Regions from separate parts of the Homo sapiens genome. Here region 1 is linked to region 2. The links are chromatin contacts, found by Hi-C or POLR2A ChIA-PET in ENCODE. All regions are on one chromosome and are shown on one strand. Each heading gives the region's core, a stretch centred on a gene start or an enhancer-like site at or near the end of the contact. The rest is flanking DNA. Distances are from core to core; before and after follow the strand shown. Region 1 holds the start of MUC12 (mucin 12, cell surface associated). Region 2 holds the start of VGF (VGF nerve growth factor inducible).

Region 1 (4,234 bases), core at 165-2,664, 200 kb before region 2:
TCCCCTCTGCCTTTTAAACCCATCCCCTCCGATTCCCCTCCTCCCCCTTCTCTTCCTGGTGTCACCTGGATTCCTGCAGTAACTCTGAGCCCTTGAAATCCTCAGTCGCCTTGGCGGGGAAGATTGGCTTTGGGGACAGGAAGTCGGCACATCTCCAGGTCTTCATGTGCACAATACAGAGTTTATTGTAAAAAGCAGCAGCTCTCTGTCTGTCTCCTTTTCACCCCCTCAGTGGTCTCTGTTTGATCAGAGAACAGGGATTTCCAGAGGTGGCACTGTAGGAGGATCCTGGGAGCACCTGTGTCTCCTGGGGACAAAGGAGGGGGTCTGTGGGCAGCCCTTGGGGGCCATGAGGTTCCTCACAGAAAACACAGAGGTTGGGGGGACCCATTTTATTGGGGAGTGACTCTGGGCAGGGGCCCCTTGGGCTTTGTCATCTGTGCTCTCCCCACCCCCACCACTGCCCTGACCTTGATACTGGGGGCTTAGGGAGCAATTAGACCCCTGGTGTTGGTTCAGGGAGTTGGGTGGTCCAGGGGCTAGGGCTGCCTGGTCCAGCCACCTTTTGCAAGGATGGGTAAAGCTGAGCCTCCCCAAAGATCTTGATCCCCCACAAGGCCCCCAAACCCTGATAGCAAACTCACACAGCAGAGCCTGTCTATGCTGGCACCGGGCCCTTCTGTTCCTGCTGTTGTGGGCAGTCAGGCCTGCCTGAGGAGTCGAGAGTGATCAGAAATAACGTGTCCCCTTGGGTCTTTGGGTGCTGGCTTGGCAGAGGCCCCTTTGATGCTTTCTCTGGGCAGGGATGGGCCATGGCCTTTTGTCACCTCTGTGTCTGGCCAGGGGTGGGGACAAGGACCATAAAGTCTCAGGTGTGAGTGGGCCCTCTGCCCAGGAGAAGGGCTGGAAACTGGGGACCCCAGGGAAAGCCCTGGACATTTGGCAAGGACCATGTTGAGGCAGGGGATGGGGAAGGTTGGCTGGAAGAGAGAGGGGCTTCTCGGGGGTGGGAGTGGAGGGTCCTTCACTTGGTCTGGCCTGTTGCCAGCTGCCCCTTCCACGGTTCTGAACTTCTTCCGTGGTCACCCGCTTCCTGGTGCTTCTTGGCCCCCACCTCTTGTCACCAGTGGTGTGCTCACACCTCTAGCCTCCCTCCCTCCCTCCTGCGCTGCCCCACCCAAAGTGCCTCTGACTTCCGCTGACAGAGAGGGACCCCGGCTCAGGGCAGTGACTACTCCAGGACTTATAAGGAAGAAGGGTGGACAGGCTGCCCTTCGTTTAACTCCCCGTGGTCACCACGCGCTACCTGCTCAATGCCATCACCTCACCTCTACCCTGGGACAGGCACTGCTCTTCTTCAAGGCAAAGTTCTCTGGGGTCCTTTTTATAGCTGATCCCTTCCTGGGAGGCCTTCATTTCTTGGTCCCTCCTGATGAGAGAAGATGGGCAGCCAGGGGCCCGTTCCCCGGGAGATGCTGGTGATCTGGATTCTGACGCTGGCTCTCCGGCTCTGCGCGTCCGTTACTACAGTGACACCAGGTGAGTGCTCCTGGGCTGATGCTCCAGGTCCAGTGCTCCTGGGTGGTAATAGTACATGCCCCTGCCTCAGGCAGCAGGGCTGCAGGTGGCCTCCTCCCCTTTGCATGGCAAGGGGCTGCCACAGGGCTGGAGACCCGTGCTGTGACCTCATCTTGCTTTGGGGGTGCTGAAGAGGTCACTGTGGAGACCTGTGGGTGCCTGTGGTTGTGCAGGGGATGGTCTGCACACAGCTCCTGGCTGAGGGGCGGCTGAAATCCACAGCTTCTGCTCTCCAGGCTCCCCCCGGGAGGATGAAGGGGCTTTTGTCACATAGACAGTCATCTCTGCCTGCCCTCATCCTGGGGGCTTTATCTGCTGGAGGGATGGGTCTTTCCAAACCTCACGGAGGCACTGCACATGCTGCTAGCCCTGGTCGGGAGAGAGGGAGTCCAGAGGGGTGTGTGACAGTATCATCTCTTGACTTGGAGTAGCCTCAGGTGCACCCGGGGAATCCCCACCAGTTAAATGGCTGACGGGGCCAGGCGTGGTGGCTCATGCTTGTAATCCCAGCACTTTGGGAGGCCAAGGTGGGTGGATCACCTGAGGTTGGGAGTTCAAGTCCAGCCTGGCTAACATGGTGAAACCCCGTCTCTACTAAAAATACAAAAATTAACCAGGCATGGTGGCGCACACCTCTAATCCCAGCTACTTGGGAGGCTGAGGCAGGAGAATCACTGGAACCTGGTAGGTGGAGTTTGCAGTGAGGCAAGATTGTGGCACTGCACTCCAGCCTGGGCGATAAGAGCAAAACACTGCCAAAAAAAAAAAGAGAGAGAGAAAGAAAGAGAGAAATAAAGAAAGAAGGAAGGAAAGAAAAAAAAGAAAGGAAGAAAGAAAGAAAGAAAAGGAAAAAAGAAAAAATGGCTGCCAGTTGCAGGGTCTCGCCTGCAATCCTAGCACTTTGGGATGCCGAGGCAGGCAGATCACGAGGTCAGGAAATTGAGACCATCCTAGCCAACATGGTGAAACCCCAACTCCACCAAAAATATAAAAATTAGCTGGGCATGGCCTGTAATCCCAGCACTTTGGGAGGCCGAGGTGGGCGGATCACGAGGTCAGGAGATCGAGACCATCCTGGCTAACACGGTGAAACCCCATCTCTACTAAAAATACAAAAAATTAGCCGGGCGAGGTGGCGGGCACCTGTAGTCCCAGCTACTCAAAAGGCTGAGGCAGGAGAATGGCGTGAACCCGGGAGGCGGAGCCTGCAGTGAGCCGAGATCGCGCCACTGCACTCCAACCTGGGCGACAGCGAGACTCCGTCTCAAAAAAAAAAAATTAGCTGGGCATGGTGGCACACGCCTGTAGTCTCAGCTACTCAGGAGGCTGAGGCAGGAGAATCACTTGAACCCTGGAGGCAGAGGTTGCAGTGAGCCGAGATTGCACTGCTGCACTCCAGCCTGGCAACAGAGCGAGACTCTCTCAAAAAAAAACAAACAAAAAAGAAACAAACAAAAAAAAAACAAACCGTGGCTGAGGGGCTGTAGGAGGAGACAGAGGCTCAGGGGTCCTTGCTCAGCCTGGTCGTGGCTGTGTCTGAGAGATGACTCTGACCCGCTGATTTCCCTCATACAGAACAGACTTTCTGATTCCTTTCTGGCAGGGGTGGACAGGGATGAGGAGAGGCGAGAGAGGGAGACCTTGAGTTGAAGGCTGTGGGGTGGGCAGAAGGGGTGGTGAGGGGGCAGGGGAGCTGGGGTGGGGGTCTCTGGAGCCCTGCAGGACACCTTCGAGGTAACCCACCAGGGAAGTTCCACCATCCTCCCAGCCAGGGACTCAGGCCCTCCGAGGCTGCCTCTGCCCGCCAAGCCTTGACAGATGAGACCTCCTTTACCCCCACCCGGACATGTTGGGAGAGAGGTACAGGCAGGGAGGAGCTGATGGGAGAGTTTCAAGGGCTGGAGTGACGAACTCTGTGGATTTGGGGACATTATGAGAGTTTATTAATAAGACATAGATTCCCTTTAAGTTCACCTACAGAAGTGGGAAACTGTGGGCCTGGATGGGTCTTAGGAGGGGTCCTCCCCATCCCTGCTCCCAAGGCCTGGCCTAGCAGATCTCTGTAGTCAGATTATTCAAGGAGAGGGTGATGGAGGTGATGACAGCGATGATGAAGGCCCCAGGAGTCAGCAGGTGGCATTGCCTCTGTGTACCCAGCCGTGTGTTAGAGACGGCCCCCAAGCAACCAAAAACCCCCGTTCCTCAGGTGCTTATAATTGTGTGTCAAAGATAACACAGGTGAATCCCTTAGTGTGCAAAACAGTCAGAAAAACATCTATCTATGGCCAGTGCAGAGAGCAGAAGGGAGTGAGGCCAGGCAAGTAGGGCCACTCCGGAGGGCTCCGGAAGATCTGATTAGATCCAGAGACCCCCTGCCCTCCTCTTGCAGAGGGCTCTGCTGTTCACAAAGCCATTTCCCAGCAGGTAGCTCATATAATTCTCATGAGGAGATCTGTGTAAGGAAGTCGGGGCAGATGAGGATATGTAGAGACTCAGAGAGAGGATGAGTGATTTGCCTGGGTCCACACAGCAAATAATGAACACGGCCACCACTTGACAGTGGATTTGTGTCCTGCGCCCCTCCTCCCCTCTAGAGGACCCCAGTTCTCTGCACCCGCGCCTCTCCTTCCCTAGAGGATCCCAGTTCTCTCCACCA
Region 2 (4,317 bases), core at 85-2,584:
CTCTGGCCCCGGGCTCTCCAGATTCACTCGGGTCAGCGTGTGCGTGCGGGTTTCCGTCTCTGCTGCCGCCGTCTCCTGCTGGCGCTTGGCGCTACTTGGACTGAAATCTCGCAGTTCCTGGAGCAGGGACGCTAGCGCCTCGAGCTCCTCGGAGGGATCGCTCGCCTCGGGCCCATTCTCCGGAGTCTGAGGGCGAGGCGGAGCCGCGGGCTCCGGGCTCTCCGGCGCCGGGAGGCTGTGGGTCTGGCTGCGCACGGTCTCGGTCAGCAGAGCTTCAGCTGCTTCTTCCTCCGGCCCCTGCTGGGAGCCGCTTGGTGCCGGGGGTGAGGCGGGACGGTCGAGTGCCTGCAGCAGCACCGCGGCCAGCGCCCGGGGATCCACGCCCTGGAAAAGCTCTCCCTCGTCCTGCGGCTCGGAATTCCGAGCGCCTCGGACCTCTGGGGCGCTGCCATCCTTTGGCCCGGGCACTGCGTCCCCGGCTACCGGCTCTTTATGCTCAGAGCTGAGAGGAGGAGGCTGCGCCTCAGGGCGACCAGGGGGTGCTGCCCCTAACCCGTTGATCAGCAGAAGGCAGAAGAGGGCGGAAGCCGACAATCTGAGGGCTTTCATGACCAAGAGGCTGCCGGAGACTGAAAAATAGAAGGGACCAAAAAAAGAGGATTTCTGTAAGAATTCCCCTCTCTAGGTCTACGTTCCCTTCCCCCACCTTTCAGCAGGAAACCCGGGGCTTCCCTGATCCCCCAAACCTTACCCAGAAGAGGAACGTTTAGGAGCAAAGGAGGAAGATGTTGTGCCGATCTCTGGAGCCGTGTAAATGGGAAAATAACCCCCGAAGCCCTCGCTTACCCAGGGCCTCCTCGGCCCCTTCCCTGAGCCATCTCACTGCCATCGCCCACGTACTAAGCAGCAGCAATATGGGGGAAAAAAAAATCTCTGCTCCCTCCCCGTAGGACTCCCCGGATGGTGCGTGGGCGACTTCAGCAGCAAGAGAAAAAGCTGCGACTCCCCCGTTTACCGGGGACCCTTACCAGGGGGCTCCCCGCTGTGTTTGCAACACCCCCATCGAGAGGAGAGAGAACCCTCCCTCACGCCCACGGCTGGCTGCCGAGGGTTTGAGGGACGAACAGCGGAGTATTTACCAGCTGGTGTCACGACGCGAGAGGTGGAGAGGAGGGTCGGGGCAGGGTGGGGACAGGGGAAGATCGGGACGCGTCCGCCTCGGCTCCGAGCGGTGGCCGGGGTAGGAGCGACGGTCGAGGTCTGGCGTCCCGTGGGCTGGGCTCAGCTGGGTCGGCGCGGCTCCGGGCGGCTAGCTCGCTCCGGCTTCAGCACGCTGGACAGCGCCCGCGCCTCCACCGCCTTATAAAGGGGAGCGCGCGGGGTCACGTGGGCGCGCCCCGCCCCATTGACGTCAATGTTCATTCATGGGGAAGCGGGCGGCCGCCCGGAGGAGGAAGGACGCCCGACGATTGGAGGGTGCCTGCCTCTCCCGGCCTGCGCCTGCGCGCTGGGGCCTTCGGCTGAAGGGGTGTGCGCTAGCGGAGCTCCGGGAAATGAATGAATGAATGAATGAATGAAATGCTGAAGCGGGCAGGGCGGGGGGCTATGAATGAATGAAGGAGGGACGAGGAGAAAAGGATGAATGAATGAATGGGAGAATGAATGGAAGGGTGGATGCAGAGGCGCTGGAAGGCGGGAGGGTGGGTTGCAGAGCAACTTGGAGCTGCTGGATGGAGCCCGCGTTGCTGAGTGGAATAGAAAAAGGGTAGTCCCAGCGTCTGACTGGGCACCAGTGGGAGCTCAATACTGGGGAGGGGAAGGATAAAGATTCAAGAGCCGACCAGGGGGCCGGGTTCCCCACCCCGAGACCACGCGCCCAAGGACGGCGTGAACCTGAGTGCAGAGGGACAGATCTGCACGCCTGCGGGCGCTGTCCGCGAATCGGCAGTGCGGGTGGCAGCCCCCTGACAGGGGCAGATGGGTGGATCTTGCGGTTTTGGTAATCCCATCGGGAAGGGTCCGAGTCGGAAGAGAAAAGGGAAAGAATGAGGATGTGTGTGCCTCTGGGTCGTGTCTGTTTCACGATCCGTGCTGTGTCTGGAGAAAAAGGTGTGTCTGTCCTTCTGTCCCCTGACTGCCGCTTGTGTCAAGGCCCCCCGCTGTGCCCCCTTCGGCCCATCTCTTCCCACACTCCCCCAGTCGCTTTCCCTCCTGCCGCTCCCCTCCCCCAAGGACGTTTGGAGGGCGAGACCAGAGCAGGTGGGGAGGGGGTTGCGCAGGTGGGGGGGGGGTGACTCAACTCCAGCTCTCTCCACCGCTTAAAGGGAAGGTTTGAACGCGATGGGAGGGGGACCTGCAACGTCAGAGATAGCCCCTCTCTGCCACCAGCCCCTTCGACCGTATCTCCTGCCAGAGAGGTTGGGGCTGGGGGCTTGGACAGCTAGAGGTTCCGGGGGTGGGGGGCGATGACGCACAGATTTGCGCAAAGAGAATCCATCAGAGAGCTGGGTCCGGTGAAGGGAGACCAGCCGTGGGCGGGGGTGGGGGGGAGGACGGAAATGGGGAGGGGGCAGGGGAGAGGAGAGGGTGGCAAGGGGGGCAGCCACTGCAGGAATGAAGGGGAGGGAGGGAGGAAGCCTGGAGGGGGCTGCGGTGCTGGCAGAGAGCGGTGCGGGGGCGTGGGCAGGGAAGGGGGGAATGACAATGACACACGCCAGACACACACGAACTGCGGACATAGGGGTGCTCGTGGGCACACGCAGGGCACCCGCACCCTGAGACTCTGGAAACCAAGGTCAGGGCTGTCTGTCAGGGTCTTAGAGACTCTTTCAGAAACGGTCCTCGCCCCCCTCCTCACCTCTTCCTGGCACTGACCCTCCTTCTAACCTCCCCCTCCCTACACACACACTCACGTGCTTTCTCTCTATAACCAGCAGTGGCTTCTCGCTTCCATCAGTGGCTCGACTTTCCCAGAAGAAAGCCCATCAGCTCTGCGGGGAAAGAAATGGGGAGGAGTGGAGAGGGAGAAAAGAGAGAAGAGATGGGGGCAGGGGAGGAGGAAGGAATGAAGGGATCTGGAACAGGTAGAAGGAGCAGGCTAAAGGAGAAAAAAAAACTGAGAACCAAGGTGACAGTGGAGATTCCAAAGAAAGGAGGGAAAAGAGGGGGTAGGAGACCCCGAGGCGATGCCTCCCATCCCCACGCACAACTAACCACGGCCTCCCCTCCTTCCTCTCCCCGCCCCCATGTCCCCTTCATCTTCCCAGCCTGGATACAGAGAGCAGTGGGATGGGGAGGGGGTCACGTTACCTTCCTGAGGAGGATGAATCAGAGAGAGATGGCTCAGACATCTGGAGAGGGGGAGGGGAAGCCATCCAAGAGAGAAGGGAGAGGGGAGGGAGGGAGCCAAGGGGGCTGACTGAGTGGCTGATGGGGATCAGAGACCAAGTTGCAAGATGAGAGAAGACGGGCACCTGGAGAAACTGTATTTGCCTGTTGGCTTGTGTATGCACACACACCTGCGTGTACATGTACATGGCTTGTGCATGTGTGTTTATGTGTGTATGGAGATGAATGAGATACATGGCCGGGGCGGGGAGAAAAAGAAAGGGAATGGGGGGAAGCAATTGTGTATTTAATCAGATCAAGAGTGGATGGGCATGGTAGTGTTTCCAATTTAACTATGTGATGTTCTATTCCAGTCTGTGTGGCTGTGTTTGTGTTTGCTTCCAGGTGTGGGTGTGTGTGCACGCGCGCGTGTGTGTGTGCTGGGTTGTTTTTTTTTGTTTTTTTTTTTTATCTCTTCTGCATGCCTGTATGCCCATGCAGTTTGGAGTCTTTGAGCACACCCAGTTCTGGGCATCCGCTGGTGTCCAAAAAGTGTGCCTGGCTTGGTGGTACACAACAATGTGTGTGTAAGCACACACATGCCCCCACTCCACATCCCTCCCTTCCTCCACTTAAGCTCACAAGCCCAGGAGAGTTTCTCAGAAATCAGCATCCCCAAGGCTCCAGTCGTCCTGTCGTGAGGGAGCGGGGTGGATATGAATGCCTGGGGCACAAAAGGCTTGGAGATTCCACAATCTGGGTCTTGACTCTGTCTGCATGGTCTCTGGACTCATTCTGTTTCTGCCTCTCTCCATCCCAGTTCCCTACCTGGGTCAGCTCATTCACACACTACTCGCCTCTACTGGGGGTGAGCTGTGCCCTTCATACCCTGCTGCCTCTAGGGGCTTCTGGACTGGGCACAGGTTCTTGGGATAGGGAAAGGAGGGAGACAGTAGAAAAAGAAAGAGAAGTGAAGAGACTGGGAGAGAC

The links. Hi-C counts contacts between places; a loop is a spot of excess contacts on that map. ChIA-PET counts read pairs that join two places held with the same protein, here RNA polymerase II (POLR2A). Pooled maps may share reads with other maps.
Region 1: a pooled map shows a loop between it and region 2 (4-fold over the local background). The contact joins the promoter of MUC12 here to the promoter of VGF in region 2. A Hi-C loop is called at or near these places in 1 of 37 single-sample maps with no recorded cell type and 6 of 50 pooled maps. POLR2A ChIA-PET finds 5 or more read pairs at or near these places in 3 of 52 experiments (AG04449, MCF 10A and Panc1).

The regions. Positions count from the first base shown.
Region 1 is chr7:100,968,151-100,972,384 of GRCh38, forward strand. It overlaps MUC12 (mucin 12, cell surface associated), which reads left to right and starts at 1,415. Exons shown (of 12, transcript NM_001164462.2): 1 at 1,415-1,539. The coding sequence starts at 1,473. MUC3A (mucin 3A, cell surface associated) reads left to right here. Exons shown (of 12, transcript NM_005960.2): 12 at 1-197.
Region 2 is chr7:101,164,235-101,168,551 of GRCh38, forward strand. VGF (VGF nerve growth factor inducible) reads right to left here and starts at 1,335. Exons shown (of 2, transcript NM_003378.4): 1 at 1,140-1,335; 2 at 1-629. The coding sequence starts at 609. RefSeq lists a silencer at 1,266-1,365.